Linked DNA regions of Homo sapiens: region 1 is linked to region 2. A link is a loop called in an ENCODE intact Hi-C map of the cell type or tissue named here. Cell type or tissue: A673. All regions are shown on one strand. Each heading gives the region's core, and the rest is flanking DNA. Links, peaks and the distances in the headings are about the cores only.

Region 1 (8,329 bases), core at 243-8,242, 1.1 Mb after region 2:
CTCACAGCCCATGTGGGATCCTGGGCTGGTCTGGAGGGCATCTGGCATTCCACATGGGCCTCCCGTTATTGGAGATGTGGTCTCTCCCCAGTGGCGAGGCCGTGTTCCAAAGGAATATCCTGCAGAATACTCCAAACCCAAGATAACTGTTCCAGTATGAATGGAGTGCCAGGTCTCTTTCCATTGCAAGTGGCGAACATGCAACTGAATCCAGCTTTGAGATGTGGATTTATCCACTCAATGGCTGGAACAATCCAGGTGCAATTCCTGGGAGCAGGCACGCTGGATGCATGGGCCGAGCCTTCCGGGGCCCTGCCTGGCCCCTCTCTGGCCCTTCCCAGGCTGGGGTGGGGTGGGGTTGGCTCCCTCAGGCCAGCCCTCTCCGCAGCCAGCGACCCGAGACAGGGGCACCAGTATCCGGGACTCAGGCTGGGGCAGTGGGAGCACACACGCATGCGGTCGCGGGGCCTCGGAGAGGGGCAGCTCAGAGGGGTCGGGTCTGGGAGTGAGACCACAGCGCGCGCCCGGCTCAGGCAAAGCCCGCGGCTCCCGCTCCCGCCGCTCAGTGCACCCGCGGGAAAGGCAGCAAAGCGAGCGGCGCCCCAGTGACTGTGCGGCCCGCTCGGCGGGGTGTGTGCGTGTGTGTGTGTGCGTGTGTGTGCGTGGTGTGTGTGATGTGAGTGTGGTGCGCACACGGGTGCCGTCGGGGCGCAGGCGGTGTTTCCGGGCGGGTGCCCTGTGGCTCCACCAGGCAGTGGCTGGGCTCGGCTGGGGCGTCCGCCGCGGGCTCCGGCGCTGACGGGCGCCCTCTGGCGGCCGCGCGGACGAGGTGCGGTCCCGGCGAGGCACTGGCGCGACGTCCGCCCCGGCCCCTGGCGCCCCCTTGCGGCGGTCTCCGGGCAGCGCGTCTGCCTGGGACGAGGTCGGCTCGGAGGGGCCCCCGGCACCCTGCAGGCTGGCGACCTCTCCGGGTTGGTGGGCCCCGCCCGGGCCGCGAGGAGGCCCAGGCGCCGGGGCGGGGAGGCCGCGCATGGGGTCCGCAGCGGCGGGACGGGCCGCGGGGGAGAAGCGGTCTCCAGAGGGGCCTTGAGCCCCTCGCCCGGCTTCGTAGCTGACAGGGCCGTGCCGTGCCGAGGGCTGTGCCACTCGGCGCAGAACGGGGTGGGGCGGGGGTAGTAAGAGGGGAAAGGGGGATGGGCGAGGGGGAGGAGAGGATGAGGAGGAGAGGAGGGGAAGGGGGATGGGCGAGGGGGAGGAGAGGATGAGGAGGGGAGGAGGGGAGGGTGGCAGGTGGGGAAGGGAAGAGGGGAGCGTGGGGAGGGGAGGATGGGGAGGATGGGGAGGAGGGGAAGAGAAAGGATGGGGAGGGGGGAGGATAGGGAGGAGAGGAGGGGTGCGGGGGAGGGGAAGAGGGGAGGGTGGGGAGGGGACGGCGCAGCGGGTCCTCTGCCTTGGGCAGACCCGGCCTTCCCTTTGCCCCAGCCGGGTGGAGCCCGGCTCGCCTACCCAAGGCCCCAAGACTCCAGCGCGGGAGCTGGTGGCTTCCAGGGGCTCCCGGAGTGGCCCAGGACCCCGGGTCGTGCGGACGCGGGGCTCCTCTAGAGGCTGGAGGGGAGCCGAGGCGGAGGCCCAGGCCCGGGCTTGTCCTGCCCTTGGCCTGGGGAGGGGTCCCTGAGCCGGGAGCTGCTCTGGGCCCGGGTCACCCCCGGCCGTCTCAGGGCTCTTAGCAGCAGGAATGGCGCCAGTAAAGAACGCGCGCTAGAAGGAAACGGCAGGACTCTGGGCACACTCGGGAGCAGGGACAGAACTTCCCGGGGCTGCTGAGGGACGCCTCCCAGGGGACCGCGCTCCCGTTGGGATGCAAGGGACAGATGCCTGGAAGAGAAAGGGCCTCACAGCACACGCTGGCGGCTGAAGGCTGCTGAGAAGGGTGGGGGCTGTATGCGGAGAGGGGCGGGGAGGGGCGCTGCCAGCGCTTCACCTGCCATTCGAACGGCGGGGGCTGGATGTTTACTGTGGCCTCAGTTTCTCCTTCTAGAAGGAGATTCTGGATTGGGTGATGAGTACCATTGATGTACCCCACAAAGCCTCCCCCTGGGGTTAAGAGGAGGTGCTTAGGTCCAGTAGCAGGATCCCCCTAGAGCAGGAGTGCATTTAATACACTATTGGGCTTATCCAAAGGGAGAATGTGATAGAAGCCTCCGTCTGTCATCTCAAGAAGAGAAGTCAATCTACTCCAGCTCAGGATGTGGAAAACAAAAGACGAGCTGTGAACACCAAATACAGTCCTGTGTAAGAGCGCTTCATTCATTCGCTCAGCCACTTGCGAATTCCTTACATATTCGTTGAGCTTGTGCTTTGTAGCACACACTGGGTTACGAATTGGGAAAGCAGAGAATCATCAGCCTCAGTTCCTAAGTTGCGGAATCTGTGATCTAGTGGAGGAGGCGTTCACTTAAATGATCAGCAGGATGCCGCATCCTCAGAGATGTCTGCTAGGTGGTACCAACGGGGCTGACATCCCAAAGGAAACGGAGAATTAACTGTTCAAAGAGCCCTAACCCTCCAGATGGAAGCACCAAGTCCTGTAAATATAAGGGATGGGTATACCTCCCCTCTCCACCAGGGACATCAGATGCGCCTGTCACCCTGAAGTCAGGAGCACACTGGGATGCTGCAGGAGTGTCCTACAAGGAATAGCTACATTGATTATCTCGGCTTCGGGTCCTTCCAATTCTAACACTTCCAATTTATGTTTGTGGATATAATGTTGAAACTGGTCCTCTCACCAAAAGCTAATAAGGCCTGGCGGTAAGCCCCTTTCCCCACCATGCACGCTTCACCCCCACTCTTCCACTCACCTGTGTCCCCACTAGACTCCGAGACCCATGAACAGTCGTGTTCTGCACCGATATCTCAGCCTCCAGAACAGGCTTCAGCATGCAGAAGGCCTAGGTGAGTAAATCATGAATGAATGAAGAGGTGAACAAACAGATGCCTGCAAGGTGTTTAAAGGATGGAAGCAATAAAAACCATTGAGCTCCTTCATAGCGACAAGAGCTTTTATACTGATTCTCTCTCCAGCTTCAAGGTGCTAAATGGCTCCTCAATAGAATGAGTGAAAATAAACGGGCACAGTGGGTTTGGGTGTTTTGCTGATTTGAGGGCAGGGAGGAACTTGTTTAATGAAATGTGTGAATATGGCACCCCAGACCTGGGGGTGTCCTCTCAACTAACCGTCTTGTCTCAGGCAGCATTATACCTAAAACATTCCACAGATGAGACTAAAGCCTATTTTAGGAAAAAAAAAAAAAAAAAAAACATTTGATTACCAAAGTGGGAATGTTTTCTCACGGTGCCGCTGCAAGTATGGAATCGTTGGCATTCTACTTCATCTTCCCTCTTAGGGCCTTCCTACTCACCGTGTGGGCCACACACCGGCCGCAGTAGTGTCATGAGAGCTTGTTGAAAATCAAAAGTTCCAGGCATCATCCCAGACCTACCAAAGCTGAACCCACATTCTCACAAGACCGCATGGGTGATGAGGGGACACACTGGAGTCTGAGAGTTACCATCCTACAGTCCCGCAGGTTGATTCCAGGTCAGGTCTATACATCCGGCCATCTGCATCTGGCTGGGTTGCTGTAGCTCTTGTGGATTGGCCAGTAGTTCTGGCTCTGTTGTGGATGGGTAGGGTGAGTGGGGACCCTATTCATAGACCATAAGGAGTTTTCTTCTCTGGTCATTGCTCTGTTCCCAACTCTCTACACACTTCTGCTAAAATGCTCCTCCTTATGTTGAATTAATTCTGTAAAACTGTTTTTCTAACATGGTTGAAGTTCAAAAGGCATTCCCAATGAGCTGCTTTGTGAAAAGGGAGAGTGATGCCTATCTTCCATCCCCTTGGACGGGCACCTCAGCATGTCTCTGGCATCATTATGGAGCAAAAGGCAGAGCCTGCAGCAGGATGGAGAAGGTTGGGGGATGCGGGAGGTGGACAGGACCTTGGGGAACATATAGGTCCTTCCTCTCACCTTACAACAGGCAGGCGGAAGTGGAGGGGGTGGTGAATTTGTGAATTCACAATTCACAAATTGTGAAATTGTGAATTTGTGAGGTCACACGGTGAGCTGGTGCAAGAGATGAAATGGGAACCTCCCGAGGTTCTTACAGTGGGTGGCCACGCCTGGCTGTGCACTTTGCAGGGTGTCACAGTCATTTTTTTGTCACCCCAGAACAAGTGTAGAGTACTCGGGCAGATTTGTTTTAGCCATTTTTTAGCCTCTTTTCATATAGAGATTTTTGATTTATCTGAAAGGAAATCAGATCTGAGATCATAAGTTGAATCCACATATATGAAAATCAAATGAATGCTTATAAATCATCTGAAGCACCATCTACTCCAGCTGCCCATCAAAAATGTGGGTCCCCCTGTGACATTCCTGCATGGTCAATGCCTGGCCTTGAGCACCTCCGGAAAGGGGAGATTATTCAGATGGGATAACCCTGCTGTGAGGCTGTGTGCTCCATGGATCCATTCTTGCCTTCTGTTCAGTTGAAATACGCCTCTCGTTACTTACACTAGCTTAAAATGCGTATCAAAAGTACAAGCAATTTCATATCAAACATGCTTGCCAACGGCAAATGTCTTCATCCAGAGAGAGCCAGGGGCCCGGAGATCAATTCAGGCGGGCGTGTATGTGGAAAACTGGGTGAGACACGGCAGGAACTGGGTGGGAGGAAGGAATATTGGGGTGGGGATGAGCTTGGATCAACAAGAGGGAGAACTAACGTGGCACATCTGGGGAATGTAAGGATTCCAGTAAAAAAGATTCACGTGGCCTCGGAAGTCTCTAAAATCTGTCGTTTATAACCCCTAGTAGGTGGGTGCTTTGTATTTCTCAAGCAGTAAAAGAATAGCATAGCATAAGGAGTGTATGAAGGTGGTAGTTGGGGGCGGTGGAGAGATTTCTGGGTTTACGTCTTAAGTTTGGAGTGACAGCCAAGATTCTTAAAATACACGGGCACGGAGCGCCCTCTTGTGCCTGATCGGAGCCAGTGCCGCTCTGTAAAAGCGAGCATTGTGGCGCTCAGGGAGCTGCCCGTGGTGCATCCCAGAACCTTAGACCAGAGGTGATTTCCAGGGTTGTCTGCGCCCTCCTCACTGGAGGGATGAGGGTCAAGGGCCTAGACAGCAGGAGTCATTGAGCAGGGGTAGAAGCCAGGTCTCTAAACTTCAAAAGCGTGTTGCCTTTTATATTATTATTTCCTTTTCACTCCGGCACAGGCTAATGACTGAAACATATTCCTTTCTTTGTCACCGGTTTACACAAGGACCTGCTCACTCCATTGCTCATTTTCTTTTATCCTCAGTCTCTGCTGTAGTCCCTGCACACATGCAGTGTGTCTGTCGTGTTGCCGTGTTTGTGTGTCCAGTGTGGAAAGCGTGTAGATGTTCAGCTGTTTTAATGGAGCAATGTAGGTGATACTGTGTTGGGTGTCTCCTTGTTCCCGTGTTTTCACTCAGCCCCATGTTTATCAGATCGTCCGGGCGGCTGCACGCATCTTGAGTTCATTGCGCACAGCCACCGTGGCGTGCTCGGTGCGTCCACACCCCTGCTTGGTGTGCACCTCAAGTATGTCTGTCCGGTCCCCTTCTCTACACAACACTGCAGCAGACATCTTTGCAGATTCCCACTTCAGTACGCCGATAATACCTGGGGGCTGAGATGGACTCAGAAGTGAAATTGCTAGGTCATAGCAATGTAATTTACTCAGTCTAAGAGTTACCAGATTCCTCCCTAGAATCGCGGCTTCCATAAGGTTTCTCATATTTTCTGTATCCCCTCCAACTCTTGCCATTATCCAGCTTTCCAGTTTTTCCCAGCAAATTATGTGTGAAGTGCTTGTATTCCACATTCTGATTCTTTCAGTCTGTATTTATCTGAGTATTTTTTTTCTGTGGCCGGTAGATGGGCATTTGCATTGTATGTTTAAATTGTCTGTTTGCATCTTTTGCCTATATTCCAATAGGAGTCTTTTCTTTTTCTTATTGATTTGAAGATTTTCTTTGTAGAAACAAAGTATTCATCCCTTGGTGTTTTTATGCATTGCAAATGTCTTCTCCCAATGAGTTGACTGTTAACATATTTCTTGTGCTTCCTTCATTTAATAGAAATTCTTAATTCTGTCATCCTCAGTCATCATTTTTCCTTGTGCTTTTTGCTTTTGAAGTTATTTATAGTAATTAAAAAAATTCTTACCGAGTTCTAGTTCACAAAGACAAGCTCTGACATTTCCCTTTATTGATTTTATAATTTCACTTTTCACATTACAGTCTTAAAATTGTATAGAATCCAGTTTTACAAGCGTCATTAGGTAGGGATCTTGCTTTATTTTACTCTTGATTTCAGATTGCTTTCCACTTCCTACTCAGAAAGGTATCACGCCGAGCCCACGGGGAAAATGAGGGCAGGGCTGGAAAGCTTGAACCTGACTCCGTGTGATGAGCTCCAAGTCACGGGGCAATCTCAGTACTTGTTCCTCAGCTTGATGGGGCACAGACCTCTCCAGATTCCCTTGGCCAAACCCAGCCCTCCTGATATCCAGGCAGGGTTGAGTTCTAAATGAGCTCACAGAGCCATAAGCAAAGCTCAGAAGTCCACCTCATCTGATTTCCCTAGCATCACTCTAGAGAACCGCAACCCAGAAAGAGTGATACTCTCTGTTGCAGAATTCCCTCAAGGACAAGGCCTCGGCCACCTGCAGTAGGTAGTCTAGATGGGGGGCAGCAAAATAAGACTGGGTGCTACCTCCTGCCCCACCGCCAACCATCACTAACCGATCACAAAGTGGTCACCCACACTAGCTCTACTAGAAATCAATCAACTGCAATCTTTTTGTCTGGGCCTTCACCTGCTTGGCAGAGAAGAACCAGTTGAGATGAGTCTTTTGGAATACAGAAGATTCCTAGTGGGGTCAGGAGGTGCATGTTTCACGCTGCTCCATCACCAGCCTGCTGACCAGCTGGAGAGTCACTTAGCTTCTCTGAGCTTCCGCATCTTCATGATGATGATGATGATGATGACAATGATGAGGCTGATGATGGCTTGCATTCACACATGATTCTATGCGGGGGGTGGGGTGTCTCATTTGAGACTTGTGACAGTGCTCTGAGGAGTCTTTCTGTGTTACAGTGGAGGAAGCCAGCCAAAGGGGAGAATCAAGTCTGGACCGCCGCTTGCGTTTGCATGACGTTCACAGCCAATTCTGGCCTAGAATTCTACAGTCTTGTATAACATCTCCTCTTGAAGCCTTACTTTCCTCACATCTTAAATGGAACCCCATATGCAGGGACATTTTTCTTTGCAGGTGGAAGTGGGTGGTCTGAGTGAACCAGTGCAGAATGGAGGCTTACAGTGGAGGAATGCCAACAATTCATCCCAGACATCACCTGCCTCTCAAAACCTGAGGAATTCAGCTAGAAAAATGTTTGGAATAGGGAAGGGGGACAAACTATTTAGAAAAGTTAATATAGAATTAGACAGAAGTAGCCAATTTGTTTTCCAAAGGTATGCATGCATTGCCTTGAAAGCGTGTCTACAAAATATTAAGTAAATGAAGTACAAAATAATACATATCCCACCACCCTATTGTATGAAAAAAACAAAAAAGTGTACAGATTTTTATATATGTTTATATAAAAAATAACAAACCAAGAGTAAATTATGGAAGAACATACAGCGTCTTTCTAAAATTCTAAAAATTAGTAATACCAATGTACATGGGAGAGGGAGAGACTATGGATTTTACATTAGATATTTTATATCCTTTAAGTCATCCCAAATAACAGGTATTAGGTTTATCATTCAAATAACTGAATAAAAAGGAAAAAAATACAGGCTGACTGGAATTTGGGTGGAGGTTTGATTGCTGCAGATTCCTTCTTGTTTCCACACCGACTTAGGAATCCAAGAGCCCAGGCTTTGGCAGGACCAAGGTCCCCTAGGCCTGGGTCTCCTGCTCTCTGTGTGCAGCTCCCCAAGTTAAAGAGTGCCTCAGAGATGGGGGAAGTGGGAGAATCAGGTGTCCTGGGCTGGCTCGGAAGAATTTCTTCCTCCTGATTAAATTGTCAGATCTCTCCCCAGAGTAGATGGATCGTGCTTTTTCCTGGCCAAGACTTTTCTTGGGGGGCCAGGCGTGAGAGGCATCACTGCCAGTATAACTGTCCCTGTGTGCACCTGGCAGTGTCCGGCTTCAGAGCAGAGCCCCTGCAGCAAAGCATCAGTCAGTGTCGAACTGCTTCCCGGCAGCGTCCCCACCGCTCATC
Region 2 (8,329 bases), core at 228-8,227:
TTAAAAACTGGACATAAGGGTGGGTGCAGTGGTGCACACATATAGTCTCAGCTACTCAGAAGGCTGAGGTGGGAGGATTATTTGAGCCTGGGAATTCATGTCCAGCCTGTGCAACACAGTGAGATCCTGTTTCTAGAAAAAAAAATATTTTTAAATGGACATAAAATTTGAACAGACATTTCTCCAAAGAAAATACACAAATAAGACCCTCAACATCATTAGTCACCAGGAAATGCAAATCAAATCCACAAGACGCCGCTTCCAACCCACTAAGATGGCTAGAACTTAACAAGTCAGACAATAACAAGTGTTGGTAAGGATGTGGGAAAATACACTGCTGGTAGGAGTGTAAAATCGTAAAGCAGCTTTGAAAAACACTCTGTCGGTTTTTTAAACAACTAAACATGCAACTACTGTAAGACTCAGCAGTTGTACTCTTGGTCATTTATCCCAGAGAAATGAAAACTTAGGTTCACACAAAAACCTGTAAACAAATACTGATAGCAGCATTACTGATAATAGCCAAAAAGTGGAAACAACCCAAATGTCCATCAATAGAATGGGTAAAATAATGTGGTATATCTACAATGGAACATTATTCAGCCGTGAAAAGAAATGAAGTACGGACACAGGCTACAACACAGATGAACCTTGAAAACAGGATGCTGAGTGAAAGACGTCAGCCATGGAAGACCACAGTTTCTATCCAGTGTCCAGAACAGGCAAATCCACAGAGACAGAAAGTGGAATCAGAGCTGCCAGGGATGCGGGAGGAGGACTGACTACTGCTGGGTACGGGCTTTCTCTGTGGGATGATGAAAATGTTCTGGAATTTGATAGTGGTGATGGTTGCACAACTGTGAGTATATTAAAAACCCCTGAACTGCACACTTTAAAAGGATGCGGTACGAATTACAGCTCCATAAAAAAACATTTTAAACATAAGACATAATAACACTTTCAAAGAAGCAGGAAGAACCTGGAAAACAACAAATAGGGGAAGGAGTTAGGAAAACATGACACAAAAGAGTAGCAACTACTCATCGCTAAACCTGACAACTGCTGACAAGGACATGAAGGGCTTGCCATAATACACTAAAAACAGCACACTAAAAGATGCTTCCGATGGAGCACAGACGTTGGCAACAACATTTTCGAATGGGAAGCTTTGTTATACACCCACCCATTAGTGGAGGATTCGAACCTTTACCATGTGAGAAAAGAGTAAATAAACCCCACCAGGGTGCCTCTGGTGCAGCCCTGCACTGAGGCGAGGAAAGAGGCCAAGTACAGCTGCATCCTCCCCGAACCCCGGCATTCTGTGCGGGAAACCGTCTCCCTCGGCCTCCCCATCCCTGTGGCTAAGAGCAAAATGTTTAATCCCCAGAAAAGGAAAGTTCTTTAAAGAGTTTCTCACCTGGTTCCTCTGATGCTCTAACTACATGCTCAGGGTTTAGCAGGGTCAGCCTGAGTAGCCAAAGAAAACAGATCTGTGTTCTGAGAAGAACATTTCCATCACTCCAAAAATAAGAGGCAAAGGAGGGACTTCACGTGAGTGGGAAGCAAAACTCTTTTGAGGAGACTCAGGCTCCCGGCGACACTGAGAACCCAAAGCAAGACTGTGTTGGAGCTGCTTCCACAAATCCCTCTCAACTCTCAACTTCTCTGAGAACTCCACAGGCTCCGACTCATGCACGAGCCTGCATGTGTACCTCCTGCAGCTCCCGCCCTCCTGTCAGAAAAAGGATGCCATCCTCCTCTCCAGCCACCTGCCTGCCTCCCTCTGTGCCCCTTGGCACAGCCAAGCCCCAGCAGGCCTCCCCTCGAGTCTCTCTCCCTGCCTGCACCCCAGCTTGGGGCCCCCCACCAGCCCTCTCCCGGACTCTGCAGAAGGCCTCTGACTTGGGCCTCTGCTCTGAGTTGTGCCGCCTCCAATCTCTTCTCTACAGCAGCCACTTCAGTCTTCTGAAACATAGATGCAGCCACGGCACCTCCCCTGAGAGCCTCACAGCGGGCCCTCAGATACCGCCCATGCTCGCCTGGCATTCAGTGCAGTCTGCCTGGCCAGGCAACCTCTCCAGCCCCTCTCCCCCCTCTCCTCCCTCTCTCCCTGTCCATGTACCGGCAACAGTGGGGAACTTCCAGTCTTTCCCATCAGCCAGTCCGTCTGTTGCTTCTGCGTCTTCATACACAGCATTCTCTCCTGATCACCACCTCCCTCCATACCATCTTGCCTGCTAACCAGCCACCCTTCACACCGCACCCAGAGAGGCCACTTTGGGGAGCCTTCCCTGACCACCATCCTCCCACCCGGGAGGATGTCACTTCAGGGTACACCGTGTTTTCTCCCCATCGGCAACCCCAGCACCAAGCCAGAAACACAGTGGGTGGCTCAGTCCATTTGTGCTGTGCCCTTGCTGAAACATATGGTCCTTCTCATTCACTCACCTACATCACTCACATCAGGATCATGAGAAGATGGCCTAGGAAAATGTTCACTTTGATTCCCCAAAGAAATGGGGCTGTGAGCAGATTAAGATCCTAGCTAATGAACTGCACTTGTTGATGCTGGGGGACAGGGACAGGGAGGCTTGATATACCATTTGCATTACTTTTGCATATATTTGAAATTTTCCATAATTATAAATCTTTAAAAAAAAAAAAACGGTCCTAGCTACAGATGCAGGTTACCAGTCTGAGGTAAGTTTCTGGCCAAGAGTGTATACCCAGGTCTATGGACAGAGGAAAGGTCAGCAGGCAAGAGGACTACAGGATCATACCCTGAATTTTGTTGTCAAAAAACACATATGTGGTTTGTTCATCTTGAATTTTCTTCCACTCGATCCTGGGGTCACTTGTCTGCGAATCCGTAATGATGCAAGACAGTTCCACACCTAACACGCAAAGAAGAAAAAGAGCTCTCGGTGAATGTGGAGTGCTTCTACGTTCAGCTGCACCCAGACCCTGCAAGCTCTAATTCAAGAGGCCTTTCATGCAGATTAAAAACGTAGCCAACTCCACACTCCAAGAGACTTTGAGAAAGGATTTTTTGCCAGAAAAACAATAAAGATAATTAGCAAGGATTTTACTACATAGTGTACCCCTCCCTTAAACACCCTGCTTGTATATAAGAAATTTCTTGGCCAGGCGCGGTGGCTCACACCTGTAATCTTAGCACTTTGGGAGGCCAAGGAGGGTGGATCACCTGAGGTCAGGAGTTTGAGACCAGTCAGGCCAAACATGGCAAAACCCCGTACAAAAATCAGCTGGGTGTGGTGGCGGGTGCCTGTAATCCCAGCTACTCAGGAGGCAGAGGCTGCAGTGAGCCAAGATTGCGCCACTACACTCCAGCCTGGGCAACAGGAGCGAGACTCCATCTCAAAAAGAAAAAAGAAATTTATTTGTTGTGTGATCACAAAGCCAGGCAGGAGTGCGATGACAGCTGATGGAAAACTGCACAGGGCTCACTGCCGGCCTGCTGATGCCATGCTTCCAGGCCTGTGCACCGCAGAGCAGTCCACCCGGAACATCTCCCTGGCACACTTACAGAGACAGATGTGTCCTGAGTTGGCTGCAAGACATCAAATGTCCAGTAGATGGTGCCCATTATCCTAGGCATTTCGTTTGTACTTACTTTCAAATTCCTGTACCACTGGGGTTCGATTGCTGGATTTGAGATTTACAGCCCCTATCAGGCAGCCTGAAGGAGAAAGAAAAGTAAAATCAGAGACAATGTATCTCAAACGGCAGAGAAACCTTGCACTGAGGTCAGGTTTTCCCGTCTGCGTAGGCTATGGTTACTAACCACAGAGGATGGAAAAATATTCCACAATAAAGTCTCTTAGGTAAGCCAAGTTAACTGCTTTCTCTCTCAAATCTGACCTTCACTGGAAGGAGCCAAGGGAAAGAGAAGAGTTCTAAGAATTCCTTCTCCTTTTTAGTCCCAGAACAAAGCCCTCAGAGCTTTAAAGCCTTTGTCTAAGCATTTCCTATTGACCCTTCGACACCTCTCCTCCCAGACCTGCCCGGGCCTTCTGCCCTTTCTCCCTCCATCTTCCCCTCTTCCCCAGGCTTCCAATCCTGCACAGGCACCCTCAGTGGCACGTGATATGGGCCAGACTCTTGGGCTGGAACTCTTCCCTTCGGGACGGCATCAACACTCTCTGGGTATGGTTATCAACCAGCTAGGAGTCCACCTCGCTGTATGAGCAACCCGGTGGTTCCAGTCCACGAAGAAGTTTTCACCGGTCTTTGTTGAAATGAGAAAAATAATAATATAACACGGTAATTTTCACGAAGCTGAGTTTATATCATTGATGAAAGCAAGATAACTAATTGCATGGCAATCCCTTTCAAAACTAGCATCTGATTCCTTATGGGTTTGGGCAAACATCAGAAACCTGTTTACCATGGTCTCAAAATTTCTCAACTAATCTTGGAGAGAAGATCAAGTAGGTACATGGACTACCTACAAAATATTATTCTTTAGCTGCCATGCCTCTAATAAAACATGCCATCCCCAAAGAAGGCCTTCATACAGAACACCTTGATGAAGGTCTCTGGGTCCTGGCTTATGATAACCGCTAAAGAAAATCACAGAGCAACTCTGCTCCAAGCTGCTTTAACTCCTTGCATATTGGGCAGCCTCACACAGCCCATTCTTTTCCTTTATCTTCTTTAATGGCCCAGCTACATGGATCTTTTCTTTCTAAATAGTCAGATTTCACTAATTCTAGCAAAAGCCCTAAACAATAATTCAATAAAAAGGGATGGAAAACAGAAGTGTAATATACCTGAATTGCTATTGGTTCCTAAAACACTTCCACAAAAAGTTATAGAACAAAGGACAAGTGAAGATAATGTTATTTTGTTTGGATAACCATGGCTACTCCCTCTGGGAGCCAGAAATACATACCATGCATGTGCAGCCCCTTCTACTTCTCCTTCAAAATGAAAGCGCCCAGTGATGCACTAGTAAAGAATGATATGTGAGGCTCCGAGTCTCTACCAAGGCCACACGGGCTCCTTCTAAGGAAAGTGGCCACAAACATTTCTCTCAGCATGAGCACCACGACTTCGACGAGACACCACCACTGGCTCTAAGGGACTATTGGCCATAAACATTTCTTCCAGTATGAGCACCACGACTTCGACGAGACACCACCACTGGCTCTAAGGGACTAGTGGCCATAAACATTTCTCTCAGCATGAGCACCACGACTTCGACCAGACGCCACCACTGGCTCTAAGGGACTATTGGCCATAAACATTTCTTCCAGTATGAGCACCACGACTTCGACGAGACGCCACCACTGGCTCTAAGGGACTATTGGCCATAAACATTTCTCTCAGTATGAGCACCACGACTTCGACGAGACGCCACCACTGGCTCTAAGGGACTACTGGCCATAAACATTTCTCTCAGTAGGAGCACCATGACTTAGACGAGACACCACCACTGGCTCTAAGGGACTATTGGCCATAAACATTTCTCTCAGTATGAGCACCACGACTTTGACGAGACGCCACCACTAGCTCTAAGGGACTATTGGCCATAAACATTTCTCTCAGTATGAGCACCACGACTTCGACGAGACGCCACCACTGGCTCTAAGGGACTATTGGCCATAAACATTTCTCTCAGTATGAGCACCACGACTTTGACGAGACGCCACCACTGGCTCTAAGGGACTACTGGCCATAAACATTTCTCTCAGTATGAGCACCACGACTTTGACGAGACGCCACCACTGGCTCTAAGGGACTACTGGCCATAAACATTTCTCTCAGTATGAGCACCACGACTTTGACGAGACGCCACCACTGGCTCTAAGGGACTACTGGCCATAAACATTTCTCTCAGTATGAGCACCACGACTTAGACGAGACACCACCACTGGCTCTAAGGGACTATTGGCCATAAACATTTCTCTCAGTATGAGCACCATGACTTCGACGAGGCACCACCACTGGCTCTAAGGGACTATGACCAGAGATCAGCTCTGGCCCAAAGACCATCAAGGACCTGAGAGGTGAGTCATGAGAGCACTGCTCACCTGGATGATGACTGGACAACCCAATCACATCTTTTCTCTTAAGAAGTATGAAGCCAAGAGAAATAAGAAAATGGGAGAGCTTATAGTCTAGAGAAATAGAAGTACATTATAAGGAGATACAGGCTGATTGGTCAAAATGGTGGAAATACTAGAGTTGGTAACAACAGGTGAACTAGAGGACATAAAAGGTAAATGGTGTTTAATTTTCGTGAAGGCCAACTGAGATATGTATCTTTATAATAAACTTGGAAGGTAAACTAAACCAATTTGTTTCTTACAACTTCAAAGAAGCTAAATAATGGCAATCGTCACTTCTTTTATCCCTCTGCATTATGGCAAAGAAATGAATGCTTTATACTTCTTCTTCTTTTTTTTTTTTTTTGAGACAGAGTCTCGCTCTGTCAGCCAGGCTGGAGTGCAGTGGCGCAACCTCGGCTCACTGCAAGCTCCGCCTCTTGGGTTCACACCATTCTCCTGCCTCAGCCTCCCAAGTAGCTGGGACTACAGGCGCCCACCACCACGCCTGGCTAATTTTTTGTATTTTTAGTAGAGATGGGGTTTCACCGTGTTAGCCAGGATGGTCTCGATCTCCTGACCTTGTGATCCGTCCGCCTCGGCCTCCCAAAGTGCTGGGATTACAGGCGTGAGCCACTGCGCCCGGCCTTTTTATACTTCTTAATGAAGCCTTGGCCTGACCACTCTCTTGTTCAACTATCCTAGGTAAGTTTCACAAGCAGCTTTGTATTTTATTTTTCATGAACTACACATGAGATTTAAATACAGGTAGCTTTTTATGCCAATCCTAGAAGGCAGTATATCCCAGGAAGACTCCAGAGCAGAGGGCCACTACAAGTCATGTAAAGTTCTAGCTTAAATGACTATCTGCAATGGCTGGGCACTACATCAGATAAGGTCCCAAGCTGAGAGTCCTTCCTCACAATTCTTCTATTTCCAAATAATCCTTAAATTTACTAATACTCTAGAGCTCCTTTCTTGCCCATCCCCAACAGACCAAGGTGCCACTTTAAAATGTAGTAGTAACTGTATAAAAGAATGGTAGTGTGAGGATTGGAAGGCACAAATCTAACACGTGAAGACATCGTAAGTAACTCATCCAGAATCCTGCCCAATGCCTGGGGATAAGATTCGGACAGAAGTACTTAGGAGATGGGTTCTGGGAGCCCACTTGCAGCGGTGGCTGCTGAAGTTTAATTGTGCACACACTGAATCCAGTGCTACAGGAATACTCATACTGAAGTTACATTATTTAAGAGTGAGGAAAGGGTTTTTTGGAAGGCGGAAAAAGGAAAACTGCTAATTTGTCAAATGCTGTTATTCCTATTCAATTTCCTATTTTGGCCTGTCCATCATACTCTTAAGCTCTCTGGGAGATTCCATTCATTCAGCAGTTTTTGTTTTGTTTTTTGAGACAGTTTCACTCTTGTCACCCAGGCTGGAGTGCAATGGTGTGATCTCAGCTCAATGTAACCTCCGCCTCCCAGGTTCAAGCAATTCTCCTGTCTCAGCCTCCCAAGTAGCTGGGATTACAGGTGCCTGCCACCACACCTGGCTAATTTTTTGCATTTTTAGTAGAGATGGGGTTTCACCACGTTGGCCAGACTGGTCTCGAACTCCTGATCTCAGGTGTTCTACCCGCCTCGGCCCCCCAAAGTGCTAGAATTACAGGGGTGGGCCACCGCGCCTGGCCATTCAACAGCTTTTATTTATCTCTTATTATATACTAGATACCTGTCTAGATATTAGGGCTAATACATGAATAAGATAGATAAAAATCTATTAGCCGGGCATCACACCTGTAATCCCAGCTACTCAGTAGGCTGACACAGGAGAATCACTTGAACCCAGGAGGTGGGGGTTACAGTGAGCTGAGATCAGGCCACTGCACTCCAGCTTGGGCGACAGAGTGAGACTCCATCTCAAAAAAAAGAAAAAAAAAAAAGGATAGATAAAAATCTGTGCTCTCATGGAGCTAACATTTTAGGATTAAAAAATACCGTATTTATTCATCTTTATTACATTTCAACGTCTGATTGCAAAACTTATTACAAAGCTAGATGATCAAAACAGTGTGGGGTCCCCCCACAGCATAAAGACAGACATACAGATCAAAGGTATAGAACAGAAAGCCCAGAAATAAATCCTTGCATATATGGTCAAGTGATTTTCCACAAGGATGCCAACATCATTTAATGGAGAAAGGACAACCTTTCCAACAACAGTGCTGGGAAAACTGGATATCCACATGCACAATG

The links. A loop is a pair of places that touch in the nucleus more often than their neighbours do. Peaks named below come from ENCODE experiments on the same cell type or tissue, not always from the same donor. Only the 100,000 strongest peaks of a DNase experiment are listed, where the experiment ranks them.
Region 1: a loop joins it to region 2, with 3 times the contacts of the local background. A loop is called at or near these places in 2 of 110 quality-filtered maps.

Annotation. Positions count from the first base shown.
Region 1 is chr11:133,075,467-133,083,795 of GRCh38, reverse strand. All of the region lies in intron 1 of OPCML (opioid binding protein/cell adhesion molecule like), which reads left to right. Among named protein-coding and RNA genes, the nearest start is that of OPCML-IT1, 290 kb to the left of the region's middle. RefSeq lists a silencer at 624-983. In A673, for the core only: CTCF peaks have their summits at 668, 868 (motif pointing left), 2,644, 5,045 (motif pointing left) and 1 weaker place; DNase peaks (open chromatin) are centred at 835 and 5,025; H3K27me3 peaks cover 2,003 bases.
Region 2 is chr11:134,135,222-134,143,550 of GRCh38, reverse strand. It overlaps JAM3 (junctional adhesion molecule 3), which reads right to left. Exons shown (of 9, transcript NM_032801.5): 2 at 3,635-3,700; 3 at 2,781-2,894. Among named protein-coding and RNA genes, the nearest start is that of SNORD153, 12 kb to the left of the region's middle. In A673, for the core only: a CTCF peak has its summit at 3,582 (motif pointing right); a DNase peak (open chromatin) is centred at 3,590.